Regions from separate parts of the Homo sapiens genome. Here region 2 is linked to region 1. A link is a contact called in ENCODE Hi-C data. All regions are on one chromosome and are shown on one strand. The core of a region is the stretch at or near the end of the contact, and the rest is flanking DNA. Distances in the headings are between cores, read along the strand shown. Region 1 has its middle 11 kb from the start of LINC01507. Region 2 holds the start of TLE1-DT (TLE1 divergent transcript).

What was found. A loop is a pair of places that touch in the nucleus more often than their neighbours do. Pooled maps may share reads with other maps.
Region 2: a pooled map shows a loop between it and region 1 (5-fold over the local background). The contact joins the promoter of TLE1-DT here to the enhancer-like site in region 1. A Hi-C loop is called at or near these places in 2 of 50 pooled maps.

The regions. Positions count from the first base shown.
Region 1 is chr9:79,810,211-79,817,307 of GRCh38, forward strand. No RefSeq gene overlaps it. Among named protein-coding and RNA genes, the nearest start is that of LINC01507, 11 kb to the right of the region's middle. Within about 2 kb of position 2,426, at least 2 of the 41 ENCODE cell types and tissues checked have a DNase peak (open chromatin) inside an H3K27ac peak, as active enhancers do.
Region 2 is chr9:81,685,840-81,692,850 of GRCh38, forward strand. It overlaps TLE1-DT (TLE1 divergent transcript), which reads left to right and starts at 3,874. Exons shown (of 4, transcript NR_109772.1): 1 at 3,874-4,120. TLE1 (TLE family member 1, transcriptional corepressor) reads right to left here and starts at 3,708. Exons shown (of 20, transcript NM_005077.5): 1 at 2,378-3,708; 2 at 1,495-1,595; 3 at 1-57. The coding sequence starts at 2,401. RefSeq lists an enhancer at 3,019-3,733 and silencers at 3,606-3,955, 4,106-4,255.

The DNA of each region.
Region 1 (7,097 bases), core at 1,176-3,675:
TTCGTTCAATGTTTGTTTTGCTAATGAAAGTGAAAGTTTAATGCATGTTACAGATTTCTCCTCTGCCTTTTGTTAAACTGTTTTTTGATTATGAAGTTGAAAAAGGAAATTGTAAGAACATAATTTTCTTTAAGATCTGAAAACTCAAGAATTTTGATTGAGTGACATATATCTTTCATTTTTTAATTAATGCATTAATCTGTGTGGCATTGTAATTTATAATTTAGAAGTTATATTTTATTGAAAAGTGTTTTTAATAGTGTTAACTGGTTTGTTCATCTGGGACAGTTTGATGAGTTCAACTTTTTGTTTTTATATATATGTACATATTTTTTGAGACAGGGTCTCACTTTGTTGCCCAGGCTGCAGTGCAGTGGCATGATTATGGCTCACTGCCACCTGGAACTCCTGGGCCCAAGCGATACTCCCACCTCATTCTTCTGAGTAGGTGGGACTACAGGCAAGTGCCAACAGGTCTAGCTAGGTGTTTTGGTTTTTTAAAAAATATCTTTTGTAGAGATAGGGTCTTCCTATGTTGCTCAGGCTGATCTCCAACTCCTAGGCTCAAGTGATCCTCTTGCCTCAGCCTCCCAAAGTGCTGGAATTACAGGCGTGAGCCACCACGCCTGGCCAAGTTCAACTTTGTAAGAAAACTTACAAATTTCTCAGAACTGGTTTCTAAGACTTTGGTCTCTTTAAGGATGCCTTTTTCACCCTTGGCCTAGGTACTTGATCTTGAAGTTCTAAAATGGGATTTTTCTCTTGGCTTGTATCCCAGCTTCCCACATTTTTTTGAGGGAGAACTTGAAGATGATTACAGGAATTCATTTTTTTTCCTCTTTGCATTTTGAAGATGAAGAAAACATTATCTGTGTGAAGTTTAAACTCCTAGATGATTACTTAGAGTAATAATAATAGTATGTGGTATTTACCTGAAAAGATGCTATGAGTTAAGAAAATTTTAATTCTTATTTTTTAAAAATGCTATTAGATTTAGGTACAGTTAAAAATATCACTGTAATCCCAGCACTTTGGGAGGCCGAGGCAGGTGGATCACGAAGTCAGGAGTTCAAGACCAGCCTGGCCAAGATGGTGAAACCACGTCTCTACTAAAAATACAAAAATTAGCCGGACATGGTGGTGGGCGCTTGTAATCCCAGCTACTCCAGAGGCTGTGGCAGAGAATGCTTAAATATGTGAGGCGGAGGGTGCAGTGAGCCGAGATCTCCCCACTGCACTCCAGCCTGGGCGACAGAGCGAGACTCTGTCTCAAAAAAAAAAAAAAAAAAAAAAAAATCACTGAGGTAGCTAATGGGTGATGGTTGCCAACTGATTTCTGGTGTTGACAACTAGATTTCCTTTTTGTTCTCCCTTCAACTTCAGTCATCCTGTAGTTACCACTTGCTGTCCCTCCCTGACATGAGCACTTGTTTTATGTTTGTTTTTTTTTTGAGACGGAGTTTTATTCTTGTTGCCCAGGCTGGAGTGCAATGGCATGATCTTAGCTCACTGCAACCTCTGACTCCCGGGTTCAAGCAATTCTTCTGCCTCAGCCCTGCCAGTAGCTGAGATTACAGGCATGTGCCACGTAGAGACGGGGTTTCACCATGTTAGTCAGGCTGGTCTTGAACTCTTGACCTCAGGTGATCTGCTCGCCTTGGCCTCCCAAAGTGCTGGGATTACAGGCGTGAGCCCCCATGCCCGCCCTGAGTACTTGTTATTTCATACTAAGTAATGAATACTACAGTTTGTTAAGTTCAATGCCTAACTAAATATGACCGATGAATGCTTACCAGCCACCTGAAAGTTAAGACCGGCTATGAAGCACCACCCCCGATCCCAGGGGTTACAACTTGAAATCAACATTTGCATATACCTTTAGAAAAATTATTATGGAAATTTCTGGAATGTTGCCATACTCCCTATTTGAATTCAAATGATAATATAGTCAATTCAGGAAAGAAAATCATCCTAAAATTTCGTATTATGATTAGAAGTGTAATTTCGCTGAAATAGAAAATTTCTAATTATTAAATTTGATGAGTCACCACTCTCTAAGCAAAGATTCTGGGCACTGAGACTTTGGAGACAATGACTACACTCGGCCCTGTGCTTGCCACATTGTTAGCACTCTATAAATATTTGCTGCATTAAAACTGAAAAGGTCACCCACTCTTAAAGTCAGGGAAAGCTTTACTAATTTTTCTTGTGTTGCTTTAAAACAGCATGCTGATTAATTTCCACTATGAAAATAAAAAGTTTTCTGTCTAAATCTAGCTAAGAATTTAATAATAATGGAGGAGTAAGAGGATGGACTGAGAAAGAAAGAGAAAAGAAAAAAGGAAGAGAGCCAGAGGAAGAAAAGAGAAGGGAGGAAGGAAGGAAATGAAGACAGTCTGCACCCGCATTTGGTTGCTGTCCTGAGATTAAGCCCGACCACACGAAAACCCAAAGGAAGCAAGCATCATTTAACATTCAACTTGCAATTCATTTTGTGACTCTATCATTATGCCAGCTCATTTGTCTGCAGTTTAAAATGTGTTATAAAGTCAAAACTTAGAAGTAAAATTCTTTCACTTCCTGATACTAGAGTGAGCGTAGTACATCTGCCTGTTTTGGATCATTTCTAAGCATTTCTCAAAGGTTAGTTCCACTTTGCCTGAAAGATCGTGTTTTGAACCATTAAAAACTGTTGGCTCAAAACTTCGTCAGATCACAATTTCTTTTTTAAAATTATCTCTTGGCAGATATTATCATTTAAAAGGTTTAACATTAGTTACCCTGCTCTATTAATTTTATTTCTAAAATGTCTCTTGAATATATCTGCTTTTATCCATCCCTCTAGGCACTTTCATTATGTCCTTAACACCTCTCACCAAGCCTGTCACTAGGTCCTAGGTTGCCTTCCGTTCCAATCTTCACTAATTTAATTATTTCTTTAGGCTGTTAGCAGGATTATTTTCCCAGGAAATACGATACATCCTGAATTGTTTTTTTCTTCCAAACCCTTCAGGGGTTTGTATTTGCTTATATAACAAAAGTTTGGAGTACCTGGTAAATATTCAAGATCTTTTATCATTGACTTCTCAAATACCATCTCAGTCTCAACTTCTCCTCCCTTCCTTGTTATATTTCTGTACCAATGAGTTACACAAATGCACTGGATAGTTTCACATTTCTTTGTCTCTGTTCATGTTAATTCCTCATCCCAAAAGTCCTTACTCTGCTTTTACAGTTTTGGAAATCCTAGCTCAACTCAAATATCACTTCCTCCATGAAACCCTGAGTGTATTACTCAGCTGAAGGTAATTGTTCTTTCCTCTATCCCCTACGTGAAGTAAATTAATATGATGTTAGAGATGGAAAAAGTTTTACACTTCAATCATTCTCCATTCAGGCATCATCTTGGTATTGGAGAGGCAATTTAGTTTTCAATGAAAGATACAAATGAGAGTAAATAAAAGAAGTATTTATTGGCTCAAGTAACTGAAAATCCAGTAGTTCGGCTGGCTGAATTCAGTGCCTGGCTAATGTTCTCAGCGATCTGTCCCTTATTATATTTCCTGGCTCTGATTTTCTCCATGTTGGGTTCAGTCTTAAGCAGACCCTACACTCATATATGATGGGAAAGCGGTTCTCAGAAGCTCCAGATTTACATAGTATTTTTAGCTCTCAATCTCCGAAGGAGAGAAATCCTCTTTCACAGCATTTATATCAACTCGTCATATGACTTGGATTGTTTGGAGGTGGGACATGTGTCTACCTTGGGGCTATCATTGTCTCTGGGAAGCCTGGGTTATCGGATTGGCCAGTCTGGGTCATAAGCTTGTCTCTATGATGAAGGAGGTAGGGTCATGTGATGAACAGGCAGAATCATGTAGAGTGAGAAACGGTTTCCAAAAAAAGTAATTTTTATTTGTTACATTCTCTATTGGGTACTTTCATTTGCCCTCTGTTACAGCTAACTGTTTATTTGTATCTGATCTTTGAATTTTAAGATTATTGAGAGCAAGAATCAAAACACATTTAATAAATGTTTGTCTCTTAGCTGAATGAAGGACCCAACAGGCAGACAACAAATGAAATAATATCTAAAGTCACCATTTTATTTGACTTATGTTCTTTCATACCTTTTTAAACCTCATTGACGAGACTTGATACTTTCCTGTAATTAAGGAAAATTGGCCGTCACATAAAATGGTGGACAGGATTAATTTTGAGATACAATCAATTTACTTAAAATATCAGACCCCAAATACTTCTAGCCATGATTTGGCTAGCAAAAGCCATTATAAATTAAAGTTTTCCCCTTTAGAAAAATTATTGCTGTTACTAGAAAAAATGTTGATATCGTTTATTACCATTACTAAAACAACAACATTTGATGCTTGCATTAAAAAATTTATCATAATTTGACAGTTTTGTTTTATAGTTTTAGGAAATACAAGGTCTCTCCAAGTAGAGTATTAAAATCTTCAAAATGGGCCAGGCGCGGTGTCTCATGCCTGTAATCCCAGCACTTTGGGAGGCCAAGGCAGGCAGATCGTGAGGTCAGGAGTTCGAGACCTGCCTGGCCAACATGGTGAAACCCATCTCTACTAAAAATACAAAAAATTAGCCAGGCGTGGTGATGCACGCCTGTAATCCCAGCTACTCCGTAGGGTAAGGCAGGAGAATCGCTTGAACCCAGGAGGCGGAAGTTGCAGTGAGCCTAGATGGTGCCATTGCACTCCAGCCTGGGCGACAGCGAGACTCCATCTCAAGGAAAAAAAAAAAATCTTCAAAATGGAAAATTAAGGAGTAGTTCCTTTTTTCTGTTCTTAGTAACTTTAGCTAATCTAAGGAAATAAAAGGAAATAGACCCGCTTTGCAGTCTTCGCTCAAAATAATTTACCTGCTTTATTTAAACTAGTTATTTCATTGGCATGATGTTCCACAAGACCATTGATCACCATGGCCATGACATGAACAGTACCATATTGTGAGCACCTAATTTATATTGTTTTCTTCAATTAGCATTTTTTTTTCTTTTCTTTTTTTTTTTTTTTAGATTGAGTTTCGCTCTTGTTGCCTAGGCTGGAGTGCAATGGCACAATCTCAGCCCACCATAACCTCCGCCTCCCGGGTTCAAGCAATTCTCCTGCCTCAGCCTCCCAAGTAGCTGGGATTACAGGCATGCGCCACCACTCCCGGCTAATTTTGTATTTTTAGTAGAGATGGGGTTTCTCCGTGTTGGTCAAGCTGGTCTAGAACTCCCGACCTCAGGTGATCCACCTGCCTCAGCCTCCCAAAGTGCTGGGATTACAGGCGTGAGCCACCATGCCTGGCCCAATGAGCTTTTAATAAAGTAATGTGTAAGCTTGTTTTCATCAAGTCTGTGTTCTAGAGATTGTGTAGTGTAAATGCAAGCATTCTGGATTTGGAACCAGACTTAACCTAATATGAAATCTAACTCTGCCACTGCTTAGCTCTTGGTGTCACAAATCACTTAGCCTCCCTGTCCCTCAGTTTACTGCTTTGCGAAATGGGGCTAATAATATCTGGTTCAGAGAACTGTGAAGAATGAAGGGGTAATGTGATATTGTTGACAGAGTATATGGCACATTGTAAGGGCTCAATCTAATATAAAGACTATTATCATTATGGCTCCTATTATACTGCTACTAGTACTAATTGCTTTCTAGAAAAAAGCAAAGCTGTAAATCACTGAGGAAGGGATATTTGATCGGTCTTACTAAAGCACTCCTGCTTAAAGGGAAAAATGTTTGTGGTGTAAATGTTGGAATTTGTAAGACAGAGCAATGTTCTTATTTCACCACTGAAGAAATGCCCTGCTTTCAACCTTTTGATGGACAGATGTCTTTGCTGCTTTTACATCCCACCCCACCATGCTCTTCCTCCCTAACTGCAACTACCAGTATTTTGTGACAAAAGACTCTTCCTCCCTAGATAGACTGTGGGGATCACTAGGCCAGTCCCAGTGTGACTTCTTACTTCCCATAAGATAGAAATGTCTTACTCCATTTGAGATTAAATTTGATCTTTCTGGGAAATGTAAAGCTACTGTACTCCAGTTTCTTAAATATAAAGGTTGTGAGGTGAAGCAAGGCATAGCATACATGGAGATCTAAATAGCCATCCCAGGGTTCTAATGAGGCCACAAATCACAGAACTCCATTATGGTCAGAGTCGTGGTAGCATTAGACTGACCATAGCTTGCTTAACCTTACTGGTGCCACAATTTTGGGGTAAGCACATTATCTCCCTGTAAAGCACATTTCTATTTAATACGTGCACATGCAGCAGGTATTTATTCTTACACCAGTTCCCCACCCATCGTTATTTGCTGTGAATAGTAATTTTAGAAAATATTTATTTTGCAATGATTTTGGACTTATGAAAGTGTCACAAGACTGGTTTAGAGAATTAAGGACTTTATTTGGATTCACCAATTTTATTTTGAAGGAACACGTGCTAGAGGTTTTAGCTCATCATTAGTGAGGGAAACAGGCAAATATTACAGCTAGTTCAAAGGTTCATTTATAGATCAGGAATATCAAAATACATTTGCATATGGATGCAAGCTAGCTTCTTCTGCAGAAATGGAAGGAAGACAACCTCTACTTGACAGAATTTATTTACTGCCTCTCGACAAGAATTACTTTGCATTGCTCTGCTAATTCACTAATGTTTAACATTTTGCCACATATCCTTTGTCATTCCCTCTTTCTCTAATTAAATTTTTCTGAACCCTTTGAGAGTAATTTGTATGCATCATGCCTCATACTCTTTAGTACCTTTAATTCACTGTGAATTGTCTAAGAAAACACATTCTCTTACATAACCACAACAAATAATTAAATTCAGGAAACTTATCATTGATACAATACTTTAATCTACAGTTCATGTTTTGTCAGTTGTCCTAATAATGTCCTTGATAGCATTTTTTCCATTCTGTAGCACTGAATTCAGTCCGGGGTCCCACATTTCATCTAGTTATCTTTAGTCTCCTTTATATTTTTTAAAAATTTGAAGTTTGTCTACATTGGAAATTTAGAGTCAAAGATTGTGGCATTTCTATATTTGTGTGTGCATGT
Region 2 (7,011 bases), core at 2,624-5,123, 1.9 Mb after region 1:
TAGTGCCTCTGCATTTCTGTCTTTTCACTTGCCAGTTTCTCACATTCCAATTTAAGGCTAGGAAAACAAAACAGGCAACTTAATGTAAACATTATGTCACTTGTTTTAACATCTGCCTCACATATTTGCACTTCAAGTAAAAACACAGACCAATTTGGAAAAGCCATAAACTATCTAGGTAAACACCCAAAAGCTTTGTCCTTGCATTTAATAGGGAAAAGGAATAATGTGAACAATACAAGGTGTCCATTCAGCTACCATTCTTCTTGGTGCCTATCTGGTTAGATGACAAGAATGAAAAAAATCTGTCAGAACCTCTAACTGATTCCTCCTCATGGTCATCTGCTCCCTACCTTCCTGCATCAGTTTGTTTCTCTGTACTCCACCAAAATCCGGCCCTTGCACAATCTTCACTCTTAGGCATAGGCTGTGCCATCTTTGCCAACTCAAACGGTCTCTAGGTTTGAAAATCCTATCTGTTAAGTTACTCCTACAATTGCTGGTCCCTTTCAAAACCTTTGGTTTTTAAATCCCTGCCAAAATATGTCAAGTAGCTACTGCAATAAAGTGGGTTGAAGTTCTCCCTGCTGGGTAAACACGGTGTGTGCAAGTATGCCTCAAGCTGCAGAGATATTATCTACAAGTAGACAAAAGGTCAATAATGAGAAAGCCCCTGACAAAGTAAGAAAATTCACACCCAAGCCACTTCGCCTCATCTGTGTGCTTTTTCTCAAGCATGACAAAAGCAAAAAATGTCAATACAGTTATTTCTGAGTTAGAATCAGGTAAAACTTCATAGGAACAAGGGAAAGAAACTAACCTTTCTGGGAAGTTCACTATTGGCAAAGTATTTTACAAAAATTTATAAGTCCTTTGAAGGTAAGTCTCATTACTTGAAGAAACTAAGGCTGAGATGGATATAAATGTGACTCCACTCTCTCATCCTACCCAAACCAATCCGAAATGACGCCAAAGCAGGTGAGCTTTCTTCTTTATACTATTATACCCACCTCCCTCACCATCACCAATGATGGGCAATGTTATAAGCATCTAGCCTTCCTTAATGGACTTTGCCTCAGAAAACCCAATTTTCTAGTATGGCAAACAGCGATTTCAACATGGCTTTGCTTCCCTGAACCCACACTCCAGGACTGAGACATCGATTGAACCAATGTTTCAGCTCAGTCTGCTGAAAAATAAATACATGAAGTGCAAATATTGACGATTCTCATGCAACTCCTAAAGACATGAAAAAGGACTCCCTGGAACAGTGCAAACCGGCAAAAGGGAAACAATGGGAGGAGGAGGAGACAAGAGAAGAGGCGGCCCGGGAAGAACCAGGAAAGGGGGTAACTTGAATGACAGGTCTTAACTGAGACTCCACACGCCACCGCCTGGACGCAAGAACTAAGTACAGGCGCCGCCGCCACCCGGCTGGGTGCAAGGGGCACCGGGACGCCCGCGACCACTCGCATGGCGCGGCCGGACACGCACCTGTGATACTGCGCCTGCAGGAACTGGAATTCCTCTTTAATCCGGTCCAGGGACTCCGGGATAGTGAACTTGAAGGGCTGGCCTGCAGCCTGGTGCGGCGTCTGGGGGCGACCAGCGAGGGGGACCGAGGGACGGGAATGCGGGCGGATGAATAAAGCAGTAAGTCAGAGAAGGCAAGAACGGGTGGGACATAAACATAAAGTTAGAAGTGGCTGAAAACGAGGCCCCAAACTCGAGTTTGCCCTTCACTATGGGGAGGGGGAAAGCGGACCCTCCCCGGGCCCCGGCTTCTAAAGAGGCTCGGAAGCTCTTCCCAGTCTCCAGGGCGGATTGCGCTAAGTGCGCCCGGGTCACCAGGCCAAAGGGAAGGGGGCTCCCCGGCGGCCAGGGAAGACCAGGCCAGATTGTCGGTGTCGCCGCCCCTTCCCCCACGGCGGCGATAATGACCCCGGGGACCAGAGGAGAAAAACAACTCCTTTACGCTCCCCATTCCCAGAGTCGCCGGGGCCACCTCCAGACGCACCGGAACCGGGGCCGCATTGACATGTAAATAGGCGAGAGGAGAAACAAAGGGGGGGGCGCCCTGCCCCCACTCGGGGAAGGTAGAGGGGATATGGCTGCAGGAGAGAAACCCCAGCCTTCCCCAGCGCCCCTGTCCGCTCGGTATAGACGTCAAGTAGGAAGGAGCCCAAAGGGAGGGAGAAAATTAAGAGTTTCGGCCCACTCCCCACCCCAGGAAGAGAGGGCCCCAGACCTCCCCAGCCTTACACCGCTGAGGGCGAGAAGGTCCGCCGGGCCTCAGAAGCCACCAGTCTCCCTACCGCCCGGGAGAAGCGCCTCCCCAACGATCCTGGCCCCCCACCACCACCCAGCCGCGCCTCACCGGGTGCCGGCTCTGCGGGAACATCGCTCTGGCGGCGGCCGGGGCTCTGTTCCCCGGCAACTCAATTCTCCGGTCAATTTCCAACTTTAATCCCGCCGAGGAAAATTAAGCCGGAAAGCCAAGCAGAAGCGGGGAGCGCGCTGGCCACGCACGCGCGCTCCGCCGGGCGCACCGGCCACTCGGCGCCCGCAGCTGCTCCGGCTCCCGCTCCCGTCGGTGCGGGCTCCGGCCCTCAGGGCCACATTAGTGGGCGCCCCAGGCCCAGCTGCTTCAAGAACCTGCGCGGAGACGTCGGGCGCTCGGGGACTGTGCGCGGGGGCAGCGCTCCAACCCCCGGCCTCAGCTGCCCGGGCGGGGAGGCGGGGGCGCGGTGACTCCGACCGCACTCCCCTCGGCGATCCGCGTGCGCGGCGCCAGTCCTGGGCAAACAAATCCAGACGGACTGCTTTTCTTTGCTCTTCTCCTGGTCCGCCTCCTCTTCGGGCTTTCCCCGAGGCGGCGGCGGGCGAGGTGCAGGTGGCGCGGCGGCCCCCGCTAACCCCACACAAACCCGACGCTTTCGGGGCGACTCCCGCAAGATTCGGCTGCGCCTTCGGCCGGGTGCTCGCAGGCTCCCGGGACGCAAAGGGGAGCGAGGTTGAAGACGCAGCGGAGGCTCCTGGCCGGGGAGCGACGGATGACGAGGCGGGGAAAGTGCGGAGGGCGCGCCGGGAGGCGGCTCGGCACGCCCCGTGCGACCAGCACTCGGTGTTCTCCGCGGTTGCACAAACCCTCCGGGCCCGACGGGGCTACTCCACCGAGAGCAGTCCCGCAAGTGCCCAATGCTCCTCGAGCCCGGGGAGCATCAGGGCGCCGCGCCTCGGGCGCACTCGCCCTGCACGGCCGGACCGGCCGCTCCGGACCCTTCTTCCGAGCTCCTTCTTCCTCGGTCTTCTTTCTTTCCTTCCTTCACCTTCGTGTGCTTCTCCGCAAAGGGCGCTCCAGCCCACTGCAAAGTTCTCTCACCACCCGAGGGACGACATCCACGAGATGGTGGGGAAAACAGCAGGAGTGCGCTCCGCCAATCGGCCACCCTCCCCGGCGGGCAAACTCTGCGGGCGAGTCCAGAGTAGTCACAGCGGTGGGGCCAGCGGGGGTTTTGGTCGCCGCGGGACGACGGAGGTCCGGGCTGGTGGCGCGGGTCCCGCCCGGCCGTGCGAGGGTGGGGTGGCGCAGTCGGCTGCCTCCGGGACGCGGGGCACAGAGTACCCGCCGCTGTTTCTGCTGCTGCTGCTTCTGCAGCCGCCGCTCCCACCGCCGCCGCCGCCCGCGCCTCTCGCGCCGCTTACATTAACACGCGGTTTCACACTCCGGAGCTAACCAGCGCCGGCCCCGCCCAGCCCCGTTCGGGCGGGGGGCGCGAGCGCGGAGCCGGCGGGGGACGTGAGCCCGGGAGGTTGGGGGGTGGGGGGGGGGCAGAAGGCCCGCATCAGCCAATCGCGTGCGCTGCAACCAACGTGGGGCGCTGACGCGCTCCTCCCCGGAGCGTATGGCAGCGCAGCGCCGGACGGGGCGTTCTCCCTCCCCCCCTCCTCTCGCTTCCATCTCCGCCGTCTCCTCGGTCTCCCTTCCCATCCCGGCCCCTCCTCCGCCAGCCGCGTCCTCCCGGGCTTGGTGAGGAACTGTTCCTGGAGGAGCCGCGGGACGCCAAAACCAGCCAATGGGAAGCGGCGATTCGCGGAGATTGGCACTGATGATGGGAAGGTCGGTGGGAAGGAGAGCGGCGGGGCTGGGCTGTCAATCAAAGTAACGTGGGGCTGGCTAGAGAGCGCGCGGGCGCGCGCTAGCGGGAGGGACTGGCGAGCGTGCAGCCGGGGAAGCTGAGGGCTCGAGTTAGCAAAAATCCTGCCACTTGCTCACTTTTCCCTTTAATGAAAATCCTCAGATCTAAGTGAAAGTAACTCAAAGACTAGCTGCGGAGTTTCTTATTGGAGGCGGAGGGGGGCTTTTGGTAATTCGAGCAAATGTGTTTTTCAGTGCTGGACCCCTTGTTTGATGCTACTCTAAAAGTGAGGCCACATTCAAAAATTTATCTGAGGTTTGTTTTTCCTTGAGCTGCCTTTTTACGGATGTACGAGAGGGAGTGGACTGTGCACTTAGTTGGAAATGCGTAAATGAGCAACGCCACGGTTGGCGTAGGTACACCAGCAAAGACGACTGTGATGTCCTCCCACCCCACCCACCCCCTTTGCACCCAAAGTGGTAGGATTTGATTTTTATTGCAGGATTTCAAGCCACTTTTCAAAAAGATCGTCCTGTCCCGTTTGGCGGGAAGGATTCCCAGGGTGCTGCCAGAACAAGGCACGCGTGTCCGCAGATGAGACGTTTTGCCCGGGGCGCGAAATCCCAGGTCTTCGTCTTAAAAGTCCTGACTTCGCTGTGTTGGGAGAGGTGGGGAGCGGCTGAGGTTTTTAGGAACTTCTCAGCTACAAGACTACGAGTCTGTTTCCAATTCCTGGGAACAAAGAGAGACAATGTAATAAACCAGCACTGAGACCTGAAAAACCTGTCCCGCACACCCCACCCCCACAGTCTGGGTGGTACTCCTGAGCTGAGCTGTGTGAAGAGCTAAATGGGAAGAGTTAGGTAAATGACGTGGCTAAGGTTCTTATGAAGTGGAACTTGAGTTAAAAGGGATTTTGAGATTGTAATAATCAAGACATGCTGTATAATTAATGCTGAGAGTCTTTGGTTTTTGTGTATGTCTCTAAATACACAGCAGAAAACCGTCAGTATTGCCGCATTTATGCTTTTGTTTGAGGAACATTTCCACATGAGCAGTGAATGAATAATGCTGGTTTAGCCAAACGGTGGTAACTTCTTCCATAAGGGCACATCTTGGACAAGTATTTATCTTATGTTGGAAACTAGTTAAGTTTTTGGTATTAATAACCCCCACGTTATTATTTTATTATTTTACCTTCAAGAGACTTACGGGAAGGAGCTTATTTAAACAGACATACATTTTATTTAAAGATGTGCTTTTACAGAGTTCTTTTTCTTGAAATAGTTTTAGAAGTCATTTTAGATAATACATTTCACTGTTGGAGTTGTTTTTAAATATGTATGATATTGATTTGTCTATAATTGCATCACTCCCAAATATCAATTATAAATGAAAAAATAAAAAAGCGATTTTAACCAGTCTGTACGAAGCCATAGTAAATTCTTAAACAAGTTGGGCATTGTAGCTTTGTGGTGTTCTCATTAAGTACAGTTGGGAAGGCGGCTGTATTATTCATTTTGCTAACATGGAGAACAAAAAAGAAGAAAGCACTGCCTCACTTTCCTTGGTTAAATTTGGTGACGATGACAGTTTTGCTCGACATACAGGACTTTTTGGAATCATAGGATCCCAGGGCCTTTAGCAACCTGTTTTCCTTGAAATTATCTAGTGATTGAGCCACATATACCAGTCTGCGGCCAGTTCATCCCATAATCAGCTCCAGGACCGGACAGAAAGTGCTTGGATGCCACAAGTATGCTTGTATACATGCTGTGACAACTGGAGCAACTGATATTCCTCCCCGGCTTACCCAGGCTTTATGTGGTGCCTGTATCTTGAATAACTGGCACACTCCCATTAAGTTTAAACAGAGCCATTAAAATATGCTTTGAGATGGGGCAAAAGTGTTGCTACTTCTCTTCTTTCCCCACCCCGCTGCCCTCAAAATCAGTACTAAGGCATCTTTAAATGTTCTCTAACATAACTACTCACAGACAATGTGTCTGCTCACCATATTTCCCAGTTTGCCATGAGTAAACACTAGAAATTCTCTTTTAACTAGTCTTTCCTTGCCAATAGAGTTTGAAACACCAGGCCTTCTGATTTCCTTATAATGAAGTATCTGTAGTATCTACAGAGCATTATGAATTTAAAATTGGAAGGCCTTTAATTGTGTGCATAAAAATGGTTGGTTTTGGTTTTTGAAGCCTTTTTTTCCCATTTAGAGCATCGTCTGTCAGAGTGGGAGAAGGCTCTGCCCTTTTCAAGGTCATATTTTCTCCACGATTGTCATGCTGTAATAATTATACTACAAAACTCTCATCAAACTGCATTACAAATGACGGCGTTTAAACAGTCAAGTAGCTTTAATCTTATGTTTTAAATAAATAATATATGTGCAGATTGCCTACAGCCTGTTTAAAAGAAAATAGTCCTCCTCATGAAATCTATAATTTTGGTCTTCCATTTAAAGCCTGTTAACCATAATCTTCTTTACCTTTAACATTCATATGTCAATGATGTTTTTATGTGAAATGTATGATGCTCCCACTGGAAATTTTCTCTGAAAAACACAGTACCCTTTTTATGCTCTGCAGAGAAACAGAAAGATTGTCAGCTTGTTCATTTTCTTTTGATGCATATGTGGGTATATTCCCATTCATTTGTTGCTGATTATCAAATTTTCAACTCAGCAATAGCCTAAGTAATTACAAAAGCTAGATGTTATCTAGTACAGATACTAAACAAAATAGGAAAAGTTATAGATGCTGATCGTAGCAACTAGACATCTTTTAAATCTATTACTTTTTTATTTGAAATAATAATTGTAATTTTTTAATTTTTTTTGGAGACGGAGTCTCACTCTGTC